Regions from separate parts of the Homo sapiens genome. Here region 2 is linked to region 1. A link is a loop called in an ENCODE intact Hi-C map of the cell type or tissue named here. Cell type or tissue: heart right ventricle. All regions are shown on one strand. Links, peaks and the distances in the headings refer to the core of each region. The heading gives the core; the rest is flanking DNA.

Region 1 (11,559 bases), core at 2,046-10,045:
CCCTCAAACTGTGAGATCTGATGCTATTTCCAGGTAGACAGTGTTGTAATTGAACTGGAGGACACCCCGCTGGTGTCCACTGCAGAACTATTGTTTAACTTGCTGGCGGGGAGAAGTCCCCACATATCTTGGCGTCACAGAAGTCTTCTTGTGTTGATTGTTGAGTAAGAGAATGGAAAAACAGGAACTTGCCAGGCGCGGTGGCTCACACCTGTAATCCCAGCACTTTCGGAGGCCCAGGCGGGTGGATCATGAGGTCAGGAGTTCAAGGCCAGCCTGGCCAAGATGGTGAAACCCCGTCTCTACTAAAAAATACAAAAAAATTAGCTGGGCATGGTGTCAGGCACCTGTAATCCCAGTTACTCGGGGGGCTGAGGCAGAGAATTGCTTGAACCCGGGAGGCGGAGGTTGCAGTGAGCTGAGATGGCACCACAGCACTCTAGCCTGGGCAACAGAGAGAGACTCCATCTCAAAAAAAAAAGAAAGAAAAGAAAAAAGAAAAAACAGGAACTGTGTTTTTTCCACTGACAGCGGTGTATGAATGAAATAAAATTGGCCATGAATTAATTGATCATTCTTGTTTCTGGGTGATGGGGGTTCACTGTACTATTCTCACTACTTTACTATGTTTGAAATATCCTGAAAAGTGCCAGGGCTTTGGAGTTAGGCTGACCAGAAACTCAGCACTTGAATAACTGCAAAGGGCATATTGTACATGTTGAGGGCCAGGGGGCGCCATGCACATTAAGTAATGCTGAATCCCAGCTCCATTATTTGCTCAGTGTATAACCTCAGACAAGTTACTTAACATTTCTGTTGAGAATAGCAACTACTTCCCAGGGTTCTATGAGGATTAAATGATGTATGTAAAATGCCTGGCACCCATCTAGGACTCTACACAGTGACTTTACCAGCTATTATTCACCGGAGGAACCCAGCTGGCACCAGCTCTAAGGTGCTCCTAAACTGAGTCCAGAGTTCACTCCCCAAACCACCGTCTAGATTCTTTAGTTCCTAATTCTCACCAGCTGTTCTCTCTTCATTTTCCTTCTTTCCTTCCTACGAAAGCCAAAGAAAGGAGAGCAAGAATAGATGCAAACCACCGGGAAGTGCCCTGTCTCTTCAGGTTGTCCTGGCTAATTCCTATTTCTTTTCCCAGCCCCAGAAGAAATACTATCATTGCTCTAAGCCAGGGAGGGGCAGGAGTAGAAGTGCCTTCCCTTCCAGAACTTCCTCAAAACTCTTTGGACTTGCAACGTAGCTCAGTTCATGCTGCATTCTAACGGTCTTCATAGGCAGGAGCTGGGCTCTGAAGTGCAGTCTGAGCCTAGAGCAAAGTAGCCCTAGGGATATTTGTTAAATAAGCAAGTGTGTAATCAGTGAATAAGCAAGGGGATAAATCAGCACATTCATGAATCTATGAACAAGTGTATGAGTGAATGAATGATATTCATGAAAAGAGCTAATATGTATCAAGGGCAGCCGGGTGCAGTGGCTGTAATCCCAGCACTTTGGGAGGCCAAAGCAGGTGGATCACGAGGTCAAGAGATTGAGACCATCCTGGCCAACAAGGTGAAACCCACCATGGGTCTCTACTAAAAATACAAAAATCAGCTGGGCATGGTGGCGCACACCTGTAGTCCCAGCTACTCCAGAGGCTGAGGCAGGAGAATCGCTTGAATTTGGGAGGTGGAGGCTGCAGTAAGCCGAGATCGTGCCACTGCACTCCAGCCTGGTGACAGAGCGAGACTCTGTCTCAAAAAAAAAATTATCAAGGGCTGAATATATAGCAGGTACTGGGCCAAGCATCCTACTCCCAACTACCTTATTTAATCTACTGTGCAAGTCTCTGAGGTAGTGCTCTTGCTCCCCCATTTTAACTGTAAGAAACTGAGGCTCAATGAAGTGACTAACGTCCCAGGGTCACCCAATTAGCAAGTGAGCAATGAAACTAGGGCTCCAGCTGACTCCCAAAGCCAGCCCTTTGCGTGAATGAATGGAAGAGTGAGCACATGAAGAAATGTGTGAATGAGTGGGGGAGGGCATCCCAGAGACATCCACTGAGGCCCCAGGCAGAATCCTCCCCTGACCACAAGGCAAAAGCCTGGTATCTTCTGGGGTAGGGGTGGGGCACAGCTTAAGACAGAAGCTTCAGCTCATAATCATCACCCTTCAAGTTATAGGGGCTTCAGACCTTCCCTGTAGCAGTATCCCAGATCCAGGCAGAGATTCCAGCAAGGGACACCTATTCTGCTCCTACAGGAAAGCCAAGACAGGGCTTTCAGGCTGGCAGGCTTGTAACTGACATGTGGCAACAAGCAGTGGCCGGGCCAAATCATGGCAGGCCCTAGCCACAGCAACCAGAAAAAGGAGGCCAGCCAGGCTCCATATAACACTTTAGTGATGATGGATCTGTTCACAGACCTTTCCTCAAGGGGAGGACTGCTGAAATAAAGAACAAGTGCAGCCCTAGATCCTGCTGCAGTGTCAGCTACTCTGGTGGCATCTAACCCCTGAGCCCATGAGACTGAGAAATGATGGCCTTCCACAGTCCCCAAAGTAACCAGTCCTTCCTCTGCATTCCTACCTTCAGCCTAGGCTTCTCCCATAACAAACAGAAAGGCATGAGCCAAACTGCCATTCCATACCTTTCTCTATGTCACCTAGGATGTCATTAGAAAAGCATGATGGCATTAAGATGGCATTACACCTTGCAATCCAGAAACCACCTTCCCTCACCAACTGGGGTCCCACAGGGGCCCTGCACCTCAGAGAAAGGACAGATTGGCTGTCTTTTCTGCTGCCTGCACAGAATTCTGCCCACGTGGTCATGTTCCAGCCCACAGCTAATGTGACCCAGATTTACTTTCAAAGAGCTGGAGCTGAGCTGGTGGTGTGTAGCTACAATTCATTCTGCCCCACTTTCAGGGCACTCTCCTCTGCTCTTCTCTGCTGCTACTGAAACCAAGCTCCAGGACAGGGCCAGAGACTCTGAGGACACTGCCAGGAAGAAGTAGAGAAGCTGGGAAGGAGGAGGAGCCTTCCTGGATACAAAACTCGAAGAGCCTCAGGGCAAGGAAGTTTGGCAGCTGAGGAGTAAGGATTCCCAATGAGATTGTCTTTAGGGTTCCATTTCCCATCCCTGCATTCCCTTCTTCCCACTCACGGCTTGGCCAGAATAAGCCACTTCCATCTGCTCCCTGACAAAGGCCTAAAGAACAAAAGAAGGGGACAGAAATAAGAGGCTTGGGCTCCTTCTTTGCTGGCCTGGGAAACTGCTGGCCTCCTGAGTCTCCACTGCCTCATCTGGCTGCCAGGGAGGTTACAAGGAATGACACTGTTAAGTGCAGTAACGGGCCATGTGAACCTGTGTTTTTCCAGCACATTCTGATTCTCGTTCATTTCCCTTTTACACCCTTTATCACCATCTCCCTTTTATAGATAAGGAAACTGAGGATCCAAGAAGTGAGGTCATTTGCCTAAGTCTTGTAACTCCAGATTCAGTTATCTCCGCAGTGCCTGGCACATGGCAGGAGCTTAATCCATTTTTTTTATTGAATGAATGAATGAAGCAGAGAGGTGCCTGTGAGATGTCTTCTCAGAGCTCCCAACTTGGAGGAGAGACACATGGGCCCAGAGGAGTAAGCTCCAGCTTCTGACCAGGTAGTGCTCTCATGGCTCTCTGTCCCAGGGCAAAAAGGGTAAGATGGGACTCCTGACTACAGAGACCTCCAGAGCTGGTGAGGGAAATGAACCTGGGAACAATGAACGTGAATATAAAGCCAACTGAAACAAGGGCTGTGCAGAGAGACAATTGTCGTCTGACTAGAAGGCCACAATGGAGCAGATGTTGGGAATGATTATTTCAGCAGCATTTGCTGATACTCCTAGGAATGAATCCCATAGATGCTTTCTACTGGCACATAGCTTAACCCCTTTTTTAGTTGAAGGAATGAATAAATGAACAACCAGAGAGGGATCCAATCCTTAGCTCTGAGTCACTGCACTCCCCTTTTTCACAACACATACGGGGATATAATTATTTTTTCCCTTCTAACTACTTAAAAAAAAAATAGAGACAGGGTCTCATAGGCTGGTCTTGAACTCCTTAGCTCTAATGATTCTCCTGCCTCGGCCTCCCGAAATGCTGAGATTACAGGTGTGAGCCACTACACCCGGCCTTTTCTCCCTTCTGTCCTCTCCACTAGACTGAGTTCCATGCAGAAGGGACCACATCTTCAGTCATCTTTGAATATCAATGCCAAGGACAGGGAGGGTCCTGATTATGTGATGTTAGATGAATGAATACCTGATTGATGGGTAGATGGTGGAATCTTCCTGCACCCTACCGTGCCCTAGCCCAAACATGAGCCCTTCTTCAAAACATGTTACTGCCATCTGCAGGAAACTTGTAATAATAAATGTACACGTCTGCAATGACAACAAATGTGATGTGAATCGCACCCCCAAGGGTTGTGCAGTGTACAGCCATGTGACACCCTGTCTTGCACCCTGTTCTCAATATACTCCCCACAGGTCCCAAGGGATACATCATTTCTTCCTCTCTTTGTTTCTACCCTTTGGGGTTGTACTCCTTGCTACAGTAAGCTCCCTAGCGCCCCACTTCCTTGTTGCTCCCCACCATTAAGTAAGGATATTTCTACTGCTCTTCACTAAAGACAGAGAGCCAGAGGGGAAGAGGCAAATTTTCCAAGATCTTTGTCTCTCCCCTTTCCTGGTTCTATAGACCAGGATCCTGAGGCCTTTCCCGGAAGTGACCAAGTCTCTCAGGTGAGTGTGGAGATTTAGATTGTCAACTACAGAAGATTCAGACTGGGCTGGTTGCCAGGTATTGCCTAAGGAAATAGAAATAACAATGTACAGGGCCGGGTGCGGTGGCTCACGCCTGTAATCCCAGCATTTTGGAAGGCCAAGGCAAGCGGATCACCTGAGGTCAGGAGTTCAAGACCAGCCTGACCAACATGGTGAAACCCCATCTCGGGCCAGGCGCGGTGGCTCACACCTATAATCCCAGGACTTTGGGAGGCTGAGGCGGGCGGATCACGAGGTCAGGAGATGGAGACCATCCTGGCTAACATGGTGAAACCCCGTCTCTACTAAAAATACAAAAAATTAGCCGGGCAAGGTGGCAGGCGCCTGTAGTCCCAGCTGCTCAGGAGGCTGAGGCAGGAGAATGGCGTGAAACCAGGGGGCGGAGCCTGCAGTGAGCTGAGATCCAGCAGAGATTGCACCACTGCACTCCAGCCTGGGCGACAGCGAGACTCCATCTCCAAAAAAAAAAAGAAACCCCATCTCTACTAAACATACAAAAATTAGCTGGGCATGGTGGCACACGCCTGTAATCCCTGCTACTCGGGAGGCTGAGGCAGAAGAATTGCTTGAACCCGGGAGGTGAAGGTTGCAGTGAGTTGAGATTGCGCCACTGCACTCCAGCCTGGGTGGCAAAGTGAGACTCTGTCTCAAAAAAAAAAAGAAATAGCAATGTACTTGGAGTTAGAAGATCTGTGTTTACCAGTCCTGTGTAACTATAGGCAAGTCCCCTAAACCCTCTGAGCCTCGGATGCTAACATATGTCCTGCCTAACAGAGTTATTTTGAAATCTCTGTGTAAACCATAAAGCTGATAAACCGAAACAAGACACTTTCATTAGTGACTCTTGTTACATTTGAATGTGGCTGGGCTTAGGGAGTTGAGAATATGGCTGGCAAAGAAGAAGGAGAAACAAATGTAGGGAAAGGATGAGAACAGGAAGATGGGAAGAAGAACAAGGTTCAGCACCCTAAAACCTGTTTGGCTTTGTAGACTGAAATCAGCAGGTTTCTCAGCCCCGACATCCCTCTCTACTCTGACATGTGTGACCACCAGGCTTGCCCCATCAGGCCTCTCAAGCAAGGGCGAGGCCCTAAGACCAGCTCAGGACACGGAGTGGGCCAGGGAAAGGGAAGATCTCTATTTGGTGAGAGTGATTCAGACACCCCCACTTGGCTTCATAAGCAAGATCCAGGGGGAGGAGAAAATTGCACAGGCCACAGCTGGCTTCCAGCGTAAGACTGACTTCATTTCCTCCCACAATTAAAGTTCTGCTTCAGAGAGCTTCAGAGCATCCAGGGTCTCCCAGACATGCCCCCCTGCACCTCCTGTGAAGGAGTCCCTGCAGAGCTAAGGCTGCCTTTTCCATTACTCTGGTGGAGCCCCCACAGCATTCTAAAATCACATGAAGATTTCAGCAAGACCCTAAAGTCGCAGTCCCGCCTCGTCTCTGCTGCCTCTCTCCTCTCCTGCTAAAGAAACACGCCCAACTGCAGTGCACAAGTTATTTTTAACCATGGCAGTCTCCCCATTTTCAGCCTCACTGGCCCAGCCCCCTCCTCAAAAGAGGCATTCAGCAGTGTCAGGATGCAAAGGAGATCAGCATCTATGCCAGAAACACAGCACAGCGCAGCACCCACCATCCCTTTGCTCAGTTGACCCAGCAGGGTCCTTAGGAGCCTTGCCTGTGTAAAATTAAGCCTCCTTGAGTCCACTCCACTTCTATTCTAGACTCCAAATCTGAAGCAGCAAGCAAATCATCCCGTGGGCCTCCTCAGAGAAGACTGGAAGTGGAAATCATCACAAAACGATCTAAGTATGCATGAGTGATGAAGGATGGAGGCAGAGGGCATAAAGAAGGAAGAATGAGACAGCCCACTCTCTCTTCAGGAGAAAGAGGTTTATGAGTCATCAGGGCCCTGAGTTATGGCCCTTCAAGACTGGGGACAAGTAAACCCCTTCCTGCACCCTAGGGACAGCTCTAAAATTCTGTTACTGGCTGATGCTGCAGGCCCAAAGGTTTTGAGAAGGACTTCCTCCAAGGACTCCTCGTTGCCCACTAGAAAGAGCTCCAACTCTCCCTCCTGCCTTCCAGGCCCCACTGTTGTCTCCTCACTTGGAGCTCATTCCCTCTAAAGTCCTTTCCTGATTACCTGAGCCCACATAAGCCTTTCTCTAACTTTCCGTTATAGCTCAGTGCCTGTTTCTGGATCACAGTCTGTCACATCACATAATATCCTCAAAACACTCATTCAGCATTCATTCAGTCATTCAATACCAATTGATCTCTAGCATGTACAAGGCCCCGTGCAGCCCTCGGGGGCTCAAAACATAAGACACATCCCAAATTGCTCACTCTTCTAAGGGAGTGATGGGCACCCTGTGGGTTAACTGCTACATTGAACAAGGGAACATGGAGGAGAGAAAAGTATGACTGTGAGAGCGGAGGAGGAAGCTTTGGATACCACTGGGGGCATTAAGGACAGAGGAGGCGGCACTTAAAAGAGGAGGAGGGTTTACCAGCATCTTGCAGAGAAGAAAATTAAAGTGTGGTGGTTTCATCCTGCAAGATGCATCCCTCTGGGGGTCCAGTTACAGTGTACTGTGGCAGGGTGATTGGGGGTAGAGGTGGTGGCAGGTGAAGCTGAAGAGGTAAGTAATTTTGATGGGTCTTTATGCTGAAGCCTTGATTCCACAGGCAATGAGGGGCCAAAGGTGGTTTTTAAGCAGCCGAGTAATAGAATTAGGTTTGTATTTTATTTTATTTTTTATTGTATTTTTAATGAAGTGTTGTACAGGCAGCACTTCATTTCATAAAATAGAATATGTGTTCTTGAGGTTTGTATTTTAGAAAAAAATACTCTATTAGTCACGTGGAGGATGGTGGCAAGACTAAGAGAGGAAGAGCTATTAAATGCTCATTGGAAGGTCCAGGTGAGAGATGACACAGTGGAGGGGGTGGCTGTATTATTTGAGGGACACAAAGAAGGTAGCAGTACAGGCCTTGGTGACGGCTTGAAAGCGGGTGATGTCACTGAATTAGCTGCAGGCACTGCTCTATCTTCCTATCCGTACTGTAACACCAACACCCTGCTGAGATGCTGAGCACACTTCAGGGAGGCAGCTGTGGATGCCTTCAGTGGAAGCATCTCCTTTATTGAGCCAAAAACTGTGCTAAGGGCTTTCCACACATTATTTCATCTAACCTTCAAGGCATCCCTGCACAGTGGGCATTCTTAAGACAAGGAAAGTGACACTGAGAAAGAATAAGGGACTTGCCCAGAGTCACACAGTTGGTCAGTGGCAGGGCCACGATCCAGCACCCTACCCTCTCTGATTCCAAAGCTTACACTCATAACTACAGCACTGTGCTGCTGCTTGGCAAAGAGCTGGGCACATCCCACCACAGGAGGTAGCCCCAGCCTTCACGTCGTGTGAAAGGTCAGCATGTAGAACACTTTTGGAAGGCGATACAAGTAAAACTGTACTCTCCAAGGATTTCATTATAAGGAAATAACAGAAGTCAAATCATTCTTAACCATGTTCTCAGCAGCATTGTCTAATATAGCCAAAAAGTGAAAAAAGAGTAGGATTTAGAAAGTCATGAAATAGACAGCTTTTAGAAATGGTAACCATAAAGTCTAAAGTGCAATATGGAAAATCTTTTTAATATAAGATTAACTGAAAAGAGTCAGATGCAGAATGGTACCTAAGCCATGAAGGCAACTGCATAGAAAATATAACTGAATGGGGACAAAGACAGGGAAGAAGGTGCAGAAATGAAAACAGGTCTCACGTGAGCAAGGGGTGGCAGATTTTCCTCTTTTGAGTTTTTCGTTAATGTTATTTCAACGTCTTTCCAAGAATAATAATAACAAATCAGATGATGGCTGCTTTGTCAGAGGCCCTGGTGAGGACCCCTCGGCTCCCCACACAGCTGCTGTGCCCTGGCCCATTCCTCCCTCACACCCACAGCGTCCAGCCTGCTGGGGGACCTCTCTTACCAGCGACTCTGACCACAGCACGCTCTGCAGGGTCCAGCACCGAATCCTGGCTTTTCCGCTTTTTCTGCTCATGCAGTGGCAGGTTCCAGGGCAAGGTGTCCCCTGGGGGACAGGGAGACAGGCTCCCCGACCGCTCGCTCCTGTAAGATCGCTCACTCCGACAAGACCGCTCACTCCGACATGACCGCTCACTGAGCGTCTCTTCATCTGAGGAAGACATGGCCCAGGCGGGGGCTGCTGCAGGAGGGCCTGGGAGCCCAGGGAGAAGTGATCTGAAGGAGAAAGGGGTGAATGTGAGCAGACAAAAGGGGTCCCATAAGGAACACTGGGACTTGGGAAGCAGAGGTTCTAGTCCTGCCTATCTGTACCTCAGTTTCTTCACCTGGAAAATGGGATGAAGACAATACATCCCAAAACTAATTCATGAGGTTTGGGGGATATTATATGTGATGATGTCTATAAATCTTAAAGCATCATGTAAAAGTTAGCTCCTATTCCTAGGAACTATTATTATTGCTATTTGGCACATTTGGAGGATTAAGCTCACAGATCCCATGACAGAATGCTGTGGGTTTAAATTCTACTCCATTTACTAGCTGTGTGACCCTGGAGAAGCCATTTAATCTCTCTGAGCCTCAGCACCCTCATCTACAAAATGGGGATGACGACAGTTAGAACCTAGCCCTATAGGGTTGGGTTCTGCATGTAAAGTGCTTAATCCTGCATGTAAAGTGCTTAATAGTGCCCACTGCCCAGTAAGCACTCAATACACAGTATCTATTATTATATTCCTGTTCTACTTACCTCCCAGGAATGCTATAAGGATAAAGTGGGGCAACAGATGGGAAGTATTTTCAAAAAGCTAAAGCATGATCTCAATAGCAGGCAAGAAGCAAACCATGGGCTAGAATAGGCAGAAATTCTCTGGTTTCTCCCACTCTGTCTCCAGCAGATATATTAGAAAATGTACCAGACTTGAAGTAAGACAGACCTGGGTATATATTCTGGTTTGGCCACTTACAATTGCTGTGATCTTGGGCAAGTCACTTCACCTCTCTGAGACTCAGTTTCTTCATCTGCAAAATGGGGGTAATATTCCACCTCAGAGGATGTTTTAAGAACATTGTCAAATGCAAATGTAGTACTGGTTGATGCCATGCATGGCACCCAGCAGGCATTAGATTAAATGTTCATTTGCTTATTCCAAGGGCTGTTGTGGGAATACGTGGCACAGCATGAGGATGGGGTGGGGGGATGGGACAGAAAGCCCATTTTTTCTGGTCAGTTTAGCTAGTGGAGAGAGTTGAGTGAAAATACAATTGCTCTAAGGCCAGCTGGGCTCCACCAGCCAGACTGGGCAGCCTTCCCTCAGCCAGGTCAAGCTCACTTCCCAGAACCATCTGCTACACATGGCCCACCACCCCAAGGGCTCCATCAGAGCACAAATGGTATGTGCCTTCAGCTACCAGCCTTCCTACAGGCCGCAAAGCCAACCTGGGTACCCAGCTTTGACTTTGGCTGTAGGGTCCAGGGAGGGCAAGAGCTGTTGATTTTCCCTTATAGGGAATACCGGCTCACAGGGCTGTGTAGAGACAGCGAGGTAGCCTACATGGCTGGACACAATGGGTCTGTGGCCACAGCTCCTCCAGGATTCTCGAATCTGAGCCTAGAGGCAGCAAGGGGCAGAGACAGCCTCCTGGGTCATTGGCAGATCCCCACCATAGGCACAGAATTCAAAGAGATAACAAAAGAAACATAAAAATGGTGTAGGAGGCCTGTAGGCAGCCTCGGGCAGCAGAGCCTCCCTGCCAGGGCACCCCTTGTGCCAGCAGCGTGTGAGCCCTCTTCCCAAAGAACATCTAGAAGGGATCTAGCCACAGGAAGCAGAAAGGAAAGGACCCAGGTCCTGGCACAGCTTTGCCCTTTATCTTAGCACTTACCCCTCCTCCCATTACCTTCTAGTGCCAGGGCAGGTGCTGAAGTGACAGCCTCAACCTCTGGGAAACTCAGGCCAAGCTTCCATCCCTACCCTCAGCTCGGGGGCAGGAAAAATGCCCCTCCTCTCAGACCACCTGCTTCATCCCAGAACCGCCCATTCCTCTCCAAGACGCCCATTTCACTACAAAGGCCGGCTCTCCCAAGGCCTCCTCCCGGAGAAAGCGTCCCTTCTGGGCTCTACCCCGTCAATCTCCGGCCCCTCACAAACACTTGTTTGACCTCCGGGCTCCCGCCCGACCCTCGGCCACCTGGGTCATTCCATCAATCCCCGAGACTCACAGGAGTGCCCGCCCAAGCCCCAGCCCACCCCCTAGGCCGCAGGCCGGTCGGCGACAGGCACCTCACCAGGTGCTCTCACCCCCTGCGACCCTCCCCACCTGGCCCCCACCCGTTTCCCCACGGCGGAGGAGGGGCGCGCCCGCGAGCCTGGGGCGGCGCGGGTGGGTCCGCGCGCCCGCCAAGCGTGGCTGACAAAGAGCGGGGACGCGCGACCGAGGACCGACAGGGCGCTGGGGCCAGCGGCCGAGCCCTGGGGCCGGGAAGCGACCTTCCCCGCCCAGCCCTGCCCGCTCCCTAAGGTCCGGCGCCCGGCCCCTGCAGGGCTCCGTGTCCCATTTTCCCGGGGAACACGCCTCCCTTCCACCCTGGCAGCGCCCGCAGAGGGGAAACCCCAGCTCCGAGTCTTCGCCGCTCCCCGGCGCCGGCCGCGGGGGCTGCAGGTGCGAGG
Region 2 (11,559 bases), core at 2,238-10,237, 210 kb after region 1:
AAAAAAAAAAAAAAAAAGATTCTGGTACCATAAAATAGTTGAGAATTTTTGGAGTTCTTTTTGTTTTCTGAGACAGAGTTTCTGCTCTTGTCGCCAAGGCTGGAGTGCAATGGCGCGATCTTGGCTCACCGCAACCTCTGCCTCCCAGGTTCAAGTGATTCTCCTGCCTCAGCCTCCTGAGTAGCTGGGGTTACAGATGCCTGCCACCACACCCAGCTAATTTTTTGTATTTTTGTAGAGACAGTGTTTCACCATGTTGGCCAGGCTGGTCTCGAACTCCTGACCTCAGGTGATCCGCATCGGCCTCCCAAAGTGCTGGGATTACAGGTGTGAGCCACTGTGCTGGGCTTGAAGTTCATTTTAACGTAAGAATTTACAAAATTTGGGCTGGGCGCGGTGGCTTACTATGGGAGGCCGAGGCGGGTGGATCACTCAAGGTTCAGGAGTTCAAGACCAGCCTGGCCAACATGGTGAAACCCCGTCTCTACTAACAATACAAAAATTAGCCAAGCGTGGTGGCACTTGCCTGTAGTCTCAGCTACTTGGCAGGCTCAGGCACGAGAATCACTTGAACCTGGGAAGTGGAGGTTGCAGTGGGCTGAGATCCTGCCACTGCACTCTAGTCTGGGCAACAGAGTGAGACTCTGTCTCCCCCCACCAAAAAAAAAGAAAAAAAGTATACTTTTTCATAGTAAAGTATAATAAGTACTTTATACATATTCATAAATATTACTGAGATGAATTTCTGAAAATGTTCACCAATTGCCAGGAAGAAACCAGAATTTATTTCAAATTTATTTCAATTTGGATTAAAAAAACTAATCTAAATTCCTATGACAGCCAGATCTGTTTCCTCTGGTTTCACTGAATGCCATATCTTACTGAATTATCAAATGAAGCATATTCGTTTTCCTATGTGTATAAATGAGATTTAAAAATCACTGACTTTTTGACCGGGCACGGTGGCTCATGCCTGTAATCCTGGCACTTTGGGAGGCTGAGGCGGGTGGATCACGAGGTCAGGAGATCGAGATCATCCTGGCCAACATGGTGAAACCCCGTGTCTACTAAAATACAAAAAATTATCCCGGGGGGTGTTGGCAGGCGCCTGTAATCCCAGCTACTCAGGAGGATGAGGCAGGGGAATCGCTTGAACCCAGGAGGCGGAGGTTGCAATGCGCCGAGATTGCGCCACTGCACTCCAGCCTGGCGACAGAGCAAGACTCTGTCCCAAAAGAAAGAAAGAAAGAAAAAAAAATCACTGACTTTTCAAGCCAGTAATGGCATGTTGGGGAAAAAGAAATTGACTTTGTTATAACTTTTATATCAAATAATCTTAATAAATAAGGTTAAGATCAGGTTACTAGTTTTAGAAACCTTTCCAAAAGTTCTGTTGAAAAACAACAATAGGCTGGGCATGGTGGCTCACGCCTGTAATCCCAGCACTTTGGGAGGCCGAGGTGGGCAGATCACCTGAGGTCAGGAGTTCGAGACCAGCCTGGCCAACATGGAGAAACATCATCTCTACTAAAAATACAAAATTATCCGGGCATGGTGGTGCATGCCTGTAATCACAGCTACTCAGGAGGCTGAGGCAGGAGAATCGCTTGAACCCAGGAGGTGGAGGTTGCGGTGAGCTGAGATCATGCCATTGCACTCCAGCCTGGGCTACAGAGTGAGACTCCGTCTCAAAAAAAAAAAAAAAAAGAATATAATTTTAGGCCATGCGCATTGGCTCATGCCTGTAATCCCAGCACTTTGGGAGGCCGAGGTGGCCAGATCATCTGAGGTCAAGGGTTTGATCTCAGCTCACTGCAACCTCTGCCTTCCAGGTTCAAGCGATTCTCTTGCCTCAGCCTCCCGAGTAGCTGGGACTACAAGCGCCTGCCACCACGCCTGGCTAATTTTTGTATTTTTAGTAGAGGCGGGGTTTTACCATGTTGGCCAGGCTGGTCTGGAACTCCTGACCTCAAATGATCCACCCACCTTGGCCTCCCAAAGTGTTGGGATTACAGGTGTGAGCCACCCCGCCCAGCCTATATTCTTAATAGAGAATATATACACTCCTCCTCCAGGTATCATGTTTTTTTCATTGTATTGTGATGTCTAAATATAAGTGATTTTAAATTCCTGACATTTAAGTATATTATTGGTAACAGATTCACACTTTGGCCAGGTGTGGTGACCCACACCTGTAATTCCCACACTTTGGGAGGTGAAGGCAAGAGGATCACTTGAGTCTAGGAGTTTAAGACTAGCTGCAGCAATAGAGTGAGACCCTGTCTCTACAAAAAAATAAAAAAAATTATCTGGGTGTAGTTGCACACACCTGCAGTCCCAGCTACTCAGGAGGCTGAGAGGGGAGATGATCGCTTGAGTCTGGGAGGTTGAGGCTGCAGGGAGTTGTGGTTGCAACACTGTACTCCAGCCTGGGCAACAGAGGGAGACTCTGTCTCAACAAACAAACAAACAAAGAAAAAACCCCACAGCTATCTAGGGAAAAAGTAAAGCAACCAGCATATAGAAGTGACATATTGTTATATTTTCACCATAGGTTTGCTTTAAGAAATAGTGCTCCCTTCAGAATGGAAGAATTTATCTGCCTCTTATTTGATGTGGATCAGAGCTAAGATGGCTGACTAAATAAACATGGGGGACTGGAATCTCCTTGGAGATACTCTGGAGGAAGTTCACATCCACTCCACCATGATTGGAAAGATCTGGCTCACCATCCTGTTCATATTTCGAATGCTTGTTCTGGGTGTAGCAGCTGAAGATGTCTGGAATGATGAGCAGTCTGGCTTCATCTGCAATACAGAACAACCAGGCTGCAGAAATGTATGCTACGACCAGGCCTTTCCTATCTCCCTCATTAGATACTGGGTTCTGCAGGTGATATTTGTGTCTTCACCATCCCTGGTCTACATGGGCCATGCATTGTACCGACTGAGAGTTCTTGAGGAAGAGAGGCAAAGGATGAAAGCTCAGTTAAGAGTAGAACTGGAGGAGGTAGAGTTTGAAATGCCTAGGGATCGGAGGAGATTGGAGCAAGAGCTTTGTCAGCTGGAGAAAAGGAAACTAAATAAAGCTCCACTCAGAGGAACCTTGCTTTGCACTTATGTGATACACATTTTCACTCGCTCTGTGGTTGAAGTTGGATTCATGATTGGACAGTACCTTTTATATGGATTTCACTTAGAGCCGCTATTTAAGTGCCATGGCCACCCGTGTCCAAATATAATCGACTGTTTTGTCTCAAGACCAACAGAAAAGACAATATTCCTATTATTTATGCAATCTATAGCCACTATTTCACTTTTCTTAAACATTCTTGAAATTTTCCACCTAGGTTTTAAAAAGATTAAAAGAGGGCTTTGGGGAAAATACAAGTTGAAGAAGGAACATAATGAATTCCATGCAAACAAGGCAAAACAAAATGTAGCCAAATACCAGAGCACATCTGCAAATTCACTGAAGCGACTCCCTTCTGCCCCTGATTATAATCTGTTAGTGGAAAAGCAAACACACACTGCAGTGTACCCTAGTTTAAATTCATCTTCTGTATTCCAGCCAAATCCTGACAATCATAGTGTAAATGATGAGAAATGCATTTTGGATGAACAGGAAACTGTACTTTCTAATGAGATTTCCACACTTAGTACTAGTTGTAGTCATTTTCAACACATCAGTTCAAACAATAACAAAGACACTCATAAAATATTTGGAAAAGAACTTAATGGTAACCAGTTAATGGAAAAAAGAGAAACTGAAGGCAAAGACAGCAAAAGGAACTACTACTCTAGAGGTCACCGTTCTATTCCAGGTGTTGCTATAGATGGAGAGAACAACATGAGGCAGTCACCCCAAACAGTTTTCTCCTTGCCAGCTAACTGCGATTGGAAACCGCGGTGGCTTAGAGCTACATGGGGTTCCTCTACAGAACATGAAAACCGGGGGTCACCTCCTAAAGGTAACCTCAAGGGCCAGTTCAGAAAGGGCACAGTCAGAACCCTTCCTCCTTCACAAGGAGATTCTCAATCACTTGACATTCCAAACACTGCTGATTCTTTGGGAGGGCTGTCCTTTGAGCCAGGGTTGGTCAGAACCTGTAATAATCCTGTTTGTCCTCCAAATCACGTAGTGTCCCTAACGAACAATCTCATTGGTAGGCGGGTTCCCACAGATCTTCAGATCTAAACAGCGGTTGGCTTTTAGACATTATATATATTATCAGAGAAGTAGCCTAGTGGTCGTGGGGCACAGAAAAAATAGATAGGGGCAGCTCTAAAGACCAGCTGTTAAGACAGACAACTGCAAACTCATTTAAGCAAGAGAAAAACAGCTCTAATTCGAGATTGTGAAGCAACACTTCTAAATTCAAAGACATAGAGTTGTCAAATCAGGATTTTTTTTTTTTTAAATGATATCCTTTCGAATGTAACTGATTTTGGGAAAATCACATGTTCAGAATTGAGGCTAAATGGTTTGATCAGGTTTTCTCTTTGAAGAGACCACAGCCTTAGGAAATGGTTCTTGATCTATACAATTCCACCTTGGACACTGGGTTAATTCTGTTTGCCCCTGGAACACAATCACGTAAGTTTCCTTCTAGACTGGCATCCTGATGTGTCTTGAGTATAATCACATGTTGCTACCTAGTAAATAAAATCTTAAGAAGATCCGTGGCTTTCCTTCACCAGTTCATAGCATCGTGATTCATTGCCCGGATTGGACTCGACTCTACTCACTGGACATCTAACCACTCCACTTAATTAACAATACCCACCCTACAGGGGTGTTGTAAGGATTAAAATTTAAAATACCCGTGTTTTCTACAGTGCCTGGCTCAAAAGCTACTGCAAGCTCGTTACTGCTCATCCTCCAGAGGCCCACATCAAGTCAGCCACGACTCAAGGAGACTCCAAAGATAAAAGCTGAAGCCAAAATATATGATTCTAAACACCCTCCTCGGCTACTGCAAAGCACTGTGAGCACTTTCTCAGGACGAGAGCCAAGAAGCCCAGCACCTATGGGTCACCACAGTTTCCGAGGTCCCAGATGAAAAAGATGCGCTCGCTACCACCGTGCGGCGGTCCTTTCTCTCGCAATAGTCTCAATGCTCCCGGGCCCTGCCTCCGGACGCCAGGACAGAGGTACCAAAATCTCACCTCCTGCAAAGAAACCTAATTGCTACGGGGGCCGGAAGAGGAAGAGGTGCGGCTCCGACAGCCAGAGGGGCGGGCATACGCAGCCTCCCTCGGCTCAGCCTGCTACTGGGGATGCAGAGCGTCCTGGTCGCCATGAAAACAGGCCACACCTCGGCGATCCCGGCCGGTGGTTTGCAAGTGCGCAGGCGCGCGCCCCCTTCCGCGCATGAGCAGTGCTGCTCCCAACCCGCCAGTCGCGGTCTCCGGCGCCAGCTACGCCGCTGCCGCTGTCACTATGGCCCATTACAAAGTGAGGGGGGCGCGGCGTGGCTGGGGGCATGCGGGCGGTAGCAAGCCGCTGGTCGGCTCTGGGTGGGAGTGGGGTCGCGCGCGCAGGTTTGGGCGGGAGGGCCCCGAGGTAGTGAGGCGGAGGCGGGGTTGCCGGACTCCCAGCGCCTTCTTCCTGCTCGGCTCCCGGGCTCTGGCCACTGACCCCCGGTGTCTCTTCAGGCCGCCGACTCGAAGCGTGAGCAGTTCCGGAGGTACTTGGAGAAGTCGGGGGTGCTGGACACGCTGACCAAGGGTGAGCCTGGGCTAGGAGAGGGTACCTCGTGCCCTCGTCGTGCTCCCCGGCGCTGCCCCGTTCCCCAGCGGGCCGTAGCGTGGGGAAGGAGGGGAAACAGATGGGGCCCGTCCGGGGTCCAGCGAGGTGGGCCTCGGGGTTCAGCAGGGACCTGGCTGCTGGACGCCGCCCGGGTGGGGTAGCCTAGCTCCGCTACCCTTCTCCGCACCGGGAGTGAAACTCTTGCAGCTGTTGCAAAGTCTCTTCAACTTCCGTTGCTTTGCCTCCAGCAGCCGCAGTGGACATGTTTGCCAAGGACCTTCAGATCCCAATTCCTCCCACCTTACGGTTTTTATGGAGTCCTCAGAATCTTGTTAAGAAAGTTTCCCTCCAACAAAGAGCAACTGGAAAAATGACCGAATTTCCAAGTGGGCTATGAAGTAGCTGAGTGAGCCTAATCCCCAAAGTAGGAGATTCATAGCGAATTTGGCTGTGGCTTTTCAGCCCCCATTCCTTAGTCTGTCTGTGTCAATTCTTATTTTGTGTATATTTCATAAAGTAGAATTACAGCTTAAAGAGCTCGAGGGCATATCAAGGTGGTTACATTGTTTTCACTTTTTAAAATGAAAGCTTACTGTTAACGCTGTATCTCTTCATTCGTGGCTTCAAGATCTAAGTTAAGTAGATGAGTAAAGTGTTGGAAACAGGAGGATTTCAAGGGGTAGGGTACAGTTTACTTTATTGGCTTAGCACTAATTTGAATGCCTGCTATGTGTCACTCAACTCACTGGGATATTCAAGGGTGTAGAATGGAATTGTTCGCAGGGATGAGGACTTGGGTCATATGAAACTAGGAAGTTTGGGAAGTGGGAAATAAATTGGTAACTGCCCTTTGGACAGAAGCAAAGTTTAGAGGAAAATTCTAGGAGCATAACTCCTGGGTCTTAGAAGAAAGAAGGCTAGTAATTTTGAATTGCTACCTATTTGGGGTTCAGATAATAGTTTACCTCTTTGCAAATAAACTTCAGCAAGTCTTAAGGGACTACTCTGTGAAAGTACTGTGCTATGTTGTCTCTGAAAGTGTCACAGATGCTTTGAATGTCATTCCGTCTAAAAACTCCTTACGTTCATTTCTTTCATTTAATAATTTTACTCAGGTGTCTGTTCTGCACACTGGAGATAAGCAGGGGAGGATAAAAGTCTCGGCTCTCATAAGCTTATATCCTAGTTGAGGGAGAGAAATACATAAATAAATATGTAGTGTCAGCTAGTGGTAAGTGGTACAGATAAAAATACAGCAAAGTTAGGGATAAAGAGTAACAGGTGAGGCCAGGCACGTGGCTCATGCCTGTAATCTCAGCACTTTGGGAGGCTGAGGTGGGTGGACTGCTAGAGGCCAGGAGCTCAAGACCAGCCTGGGCAACATGGCAAAACTCCCATCTCTTAAAAAAAAAAAAAAATTGCTGGGCATGGTGTGTGCCTGTAATCTAGCTACTGTGGAGGCTGAGGTGAGAGAATCACCTGAGCCCAGGAGGTCAAGGCTGCAGTGAGTTGTGATTGTGCCACTGGGCAACAGTGACACTCTGTCTCCAAAAAAAAAAAAAAAAAAAAGTGACAGGTGGGATGTGTGTGTCATTTTATATAGGGTGATGGGGGGAAGGCCTTTCTTAAGAAGTAATTTTTGACCAGAAACCTGAAAGAAACAGAGTTTCAGGAAGTCTAAGGAGGCCAGAGTGGTTGGATGGAGCAAGTGAAAGACTGAATGGTAAAAGGCAGAAAAATGACAGTTGTAGGCGGTAACTGACTACACAGAAGATGTTGCCCAGGCTGGAGTGCAGCGGCATGATCTCGGCTCACTGCAACCTCCACCTCCGGGTTCAAGCGATTGTGTTGCCTCAGCCTTCCAAGTAGCTGGGATTACAGGCATGTGCCACCATGCTTAGCTAATTTTTTGTATTTTTAGTAGAGAGGCGGTTTCACCACATGGGCCAGGCTGGTCTTGAACTCCTTACCTCAGGTGATCCGCTCACCTCAGCCCCGCAGAGTGCTGGGATTACAGGTGTGAGCCACCGCCCTCCACTAGAATTTAACCTCTCAATCTCCTTAGATTTCCAGGCTCCTAAATAACATCAGCCAACACAGTATTGATGTGATTTATTAAAAATTTGATTTTCAGCTCCAAACATAGGTGCTTTACACAATTCTATTTGTTTTTTTTTTTTTTTTTTTTTTTTTTTTTGAGACGGAGTCTCGCTCTGTCGCCCAGGCCGGACTGCGGACTGCAGTGGCGCAATCTCGGCTCACTGCAAGCTCCGCTTCCCGGGTTCACGCCATTCTCCTGCCTCAGCCTCCCGAGTAGCTGGGACTACAGGCGCCCGCCACCGCGCCCGGCTAATTTTTTGTATTTTTAGTAGAGACGGGGTTTCACCTTGTTAGCCAGGATGGTCTCGATCTCCTGACCTCATGATCCACCCGCCTCGGCCTCCCAAAGTGCTGGGATTACAGGCGTGAGCCACCGCGCCCGGCCTCTATTTGTTTTTACTTTTTATTTTTTTTGAGACAGAGTCTCACTCTGTCACCCAGGAATGCCTGGCCTCAAGTGATCCTTCTGCCTTAGCTTCCCCAAGTGTTGACGTTACAGGCGTGACCCACTGTGCCCAGCCTCACAAATTTAATTTACATATATATATTTTTTCGAGACAAGGTCTCTGTCGCCCAGACTGGAGTGCAGTGGTGCAGTCATGTCTCAGTGCAGTCTTAATCTCCCAGGTTCAAGCAATTCTCCCACCTCAGGCACCCAAGTAGCTGAGACTACAGGCACGCACCACCATGTCCGGCTGATTTTTAATTTTTTTTTTTTTTTTTTTTTGAGACGGAGTCTTGCTCTGTCACCCAGGCTGGAGTGCAGTGGTGCGATCTCTGCTCACTGCAAGCTCCGCCTCCCGGGTTCACACCATTCTCCTGCCTCAGCCTCCCAAGTAGCTGGGACTACAGGTGCCTGCCACCATGCCCGGCTAATTTTTTTTGTATTTTTAGTAGAGACGGGGTTTCACCATGTTAGCCAGGATGGTCTCAATCTCTTGACCTCATGATCTGCCTGCCTCGGCCTACCAAAGTGCTGGGATTATAGGCGTGAGCCATCATGCCTGGCCAATTTTTTTTTTTTTTTGTAGAGTTGGGGTGTTGCCCAGGTTGATCTCAAACTCCTGGGCTCAAGCAATCCTCCTGTCTTGGCCTCTCAAAGTGCTGGAATTTCAGGAATGAGCCACTTTGGCCTAAATTTTTACAGCTTATTTCCAAGATGATTTGAAATAGTTTATAACATTAAAACACTATGAAAGGATGGCTAAAGATGATAAATCATTTGGAAGCTGAAGCATTTTAGCTATTTTGAGCGCTATATCAACCTCTAAAAATCCTGGCTGCGAAGGCAAAAAGGGGAGCATGATTGGGTATAGAGTTCTTGTCTGATTACAAGGAAGTGCATTTCATCTATAGAACAGCACAGGAAACTTTGTATTTACAGTATCTTCTGCAACTATCAACCTTTCAAGTACCAGTGACAAATGAGAAGCTGAAAGAAATGGGGTGGGGGAATAAGAGGAGGAGAGAGTAGAGTATTAATATTCATGTCTTATAAAATGAGGATTTGGCCAGGTGTGGTGGCTCACACCTGTAATCCCAGAACTTTGGGAGGCTGAGGTGGGTGGATCACCTGAGGCTGGGAGTTCGAGACTAGCCTGACCAACACAGAGAAACCCCGTCTCTACTAAAAATACAAAATTAGCCGGGCATGGTGGCACATGCCTGTTATCCCAGCTACTAGAGAGGCTGAGGCAGGAGAATCGCTTGAACCTGGGAGGCGGGGGTTGTGGTGAGCCAAGATTATGCCATTGCACTCCAGCCTGGGCAACAAGAGCAAAACTCTATCTCAAAAAAAAAAACAAAAAAAAAAAACCAAATGAATTTCTCAAAAAATAGTGATTTTTTCATACTGTATATTATTTTGGTAAGTTATTAAAACTCTAAAAGAACAAAAGGGAAGTATGTAAGTTGGTTTACAACAGGACTTAACTTGGGGTCTAGATATCTATCACTGTTTTTTTGTTTGTTTGTTTTGTTTTTTTGTTTTTGAGACAGAGTCTTGCTCCATCGCCCAGGCTGGAGTGCAGTGGCACGATCTCGGCTCACTGCAAGCTCCGCCTCCTGGGTTGACGCCATTCTCCTGCCTCAGCCTCCTGAGTAGCTGGGACTACAGCCGCCCGCCACCACGCCTGGCTCATTTTTTGTATTTTTTAGTAGAGACGGGGTTTCACTGTGTTAGCCAGGATGGTCTTGATCTCCTGACTTCGTGATCTGCCCGCCTTGGCCTCCCAAAGTGCTGGGATTACAGGTGTGAGCCACTGCGCCCAGCCACATTTTTTTTGTGTGTGTTTACTTTTTTTGCTTTTATTAGATTTTTCAAAGGGTTCCATGCACAAAAAGGCCAACCACTGATTTAGAGTTTTTTATCTAAGTAGTAAATTCTAGGAGGAATTTGTTCCATAGATGAAGAGCAAGGCAGTGCTCATATGAGTGATTAGATATGAAACCACTCAAGTATATCTTATTTTAATGTTGATTTGAGCATGTTGACTACTGGTAAAGTTTTTGGTTGGTGGTTATTTAGCAAAACAAACTTAATTTTTAAGACCATTTTTGAATTCAGAGCTTCTTCCGGTAATTACCATAGTCCTGTTGATTCTTTCCTAAATTCTCGAATTTCTTTCTTCTCACTGTTCTCTCACTCCCATCACTCTACTGCAGGTTGCTGTCTTTTTAAACTGGATTACCACATCAGCCTTTTAACTGTTCTTCCTGTCTTTATCCTTGTCCCACTCCAGCTGGTCCACATAGCAGTTAAGAGTGGATCCTGTCACTCCCTTCCTTTAAACTGTTTAATTATGTGCCAACCAAATTTGCATGACTCTCCCTAATCTGGCCATGACCACCTTTCCAGCTTCCTTTCCTGCCAAATTACATCTCCAGCCATACTTGAATTTTCAGTTCCTCAATACATTGTTTTCTTGCTCCTGGGCCTTCCCATTTTATCTGAAACACTCAACCCCTAGGTATCAGGTCTTTGCCTTCCTTTAGGAAGCCTTCCCTGATGTCCTAGGTTTGCTTAGGTGTTCTTCCAGTGTGCTACTGCAACCCATTATCCAGTATTCCTGCTTGATACCCTCTGTCTAGTTCCTTGCATATCTTTTATGCTTGACTGTAAATTTGTTGAGAACAGGGACCTTGTCTGTCTTGTTCAGCATTGTATAGTCTTTGCAATGTGCTCAGCGTATAGTTGGCACCTAATATTTACTGGGTAATGGAACATAATTTCAGCCATTCAAATTTAATACGTCAATTGTTGCTTTTTCTGCTTTTTGATTTGCAGTGTTGGTAGCCTTATATGAAGAACCAGAGAAACCTAACAGTGCTTTGGAGTATCCTTTCAAGTCAGAAAAAGGCTTTATTTTGAAACTCTTATTTTTTTAGATAGATAATAACCTTTAAAATACTTCTGAATATTGAGAAAGTTACTTTTTTTTTTTTTTTTTTGAGACGGAGTCTTGTACTGTCACCTGGTGGGGAATGCAGTGGCGCAATCTTGGCTTACTGCAACCTCCGCCTCCTGGCTTCAAGCGATTCTCCTGCCTCACGTCTCCCAAGTAGCTGGGATTACAGGTGCCCACCATCACACCCAGCTAATTTTTTTTATTTTTAGTAGAGACGGGGTTTCACTATGTTCATCACGTTGGTCTCAAACTCCTGACCTCGTGATGTGCCCACCTCAGCCTCCCAAAGTGCTGGGATTAC

The links. A loop is a pair of places that touch in the nucleus more often than their neighbours do. Peaks named below come from ENCODE experiments on the same cell type or tissue, not always from the same donor. Only the 100,000 strongest peaks of a DNase experiment are listed, where the experiment ranks them.
Region 2: it touches region 1 in a loop (2.8-fold over the local background); 35 of 110 quality-filtered maps call a loop at or near these places.

Annotation. Positions count from the first base shown.
Region 1 is chr1:39,081,714-39,093,272 of GRCh38, reverse strand. It overlaps a transcript of MACF1 not described here. Among named protein-coding and RNA genes, the nearest start is that of NDUFS5, 61 kb to the right of the region's middle. In heart right ventricle, for the core only: no CTCF peak of the experiment used is centred there; DNase peaks (open chromatin) are centred at 2,831, 6,021 and 6,302; H3K4me3 peaks cover 775 bases; H3K27ac peaks cover 3,373 bases.
Region 2 is chr1:38,867,189-38,878,747 of GRCh38, reverse strand. MYCBP (MYC binding protein) reads left to right here and starts at 5,400. Exons shown (of 5, transcript NM_012333.5): 1 at 5,400-5,457; 2 at 5,658-5,730; 3 at 11,138-11,186. The coding sequence starts at 5,443. GJA9 (gap junction protein alpha 9) reads left to right here. Exons shown (of 2, transcript NM_030772.5): 2 at 2,555-4,679. The coding sequence starts at 2,650. The coding sequence ends at 4,197. RRAGC-DT (RRAGC divergent transcript) reads right to left here. Exons shown (of 2, transcript NR_186075.1): 2 at 2,522-2,807. All of the region lies in intron 1 of GJA9-MYCBP (GJA9-MYCBP readthrough), which reads left to right. RefSeq lists an enhancer at 5,844-6,366. In heart right ventricle, for the core only: a CTCF peak has its summit at 5,355; a DNase peak (open chromatin) is centred at 5,317; H3K4me3 peaks cover 2,308 bases; H3K27ac peaks cover 1,950 bases.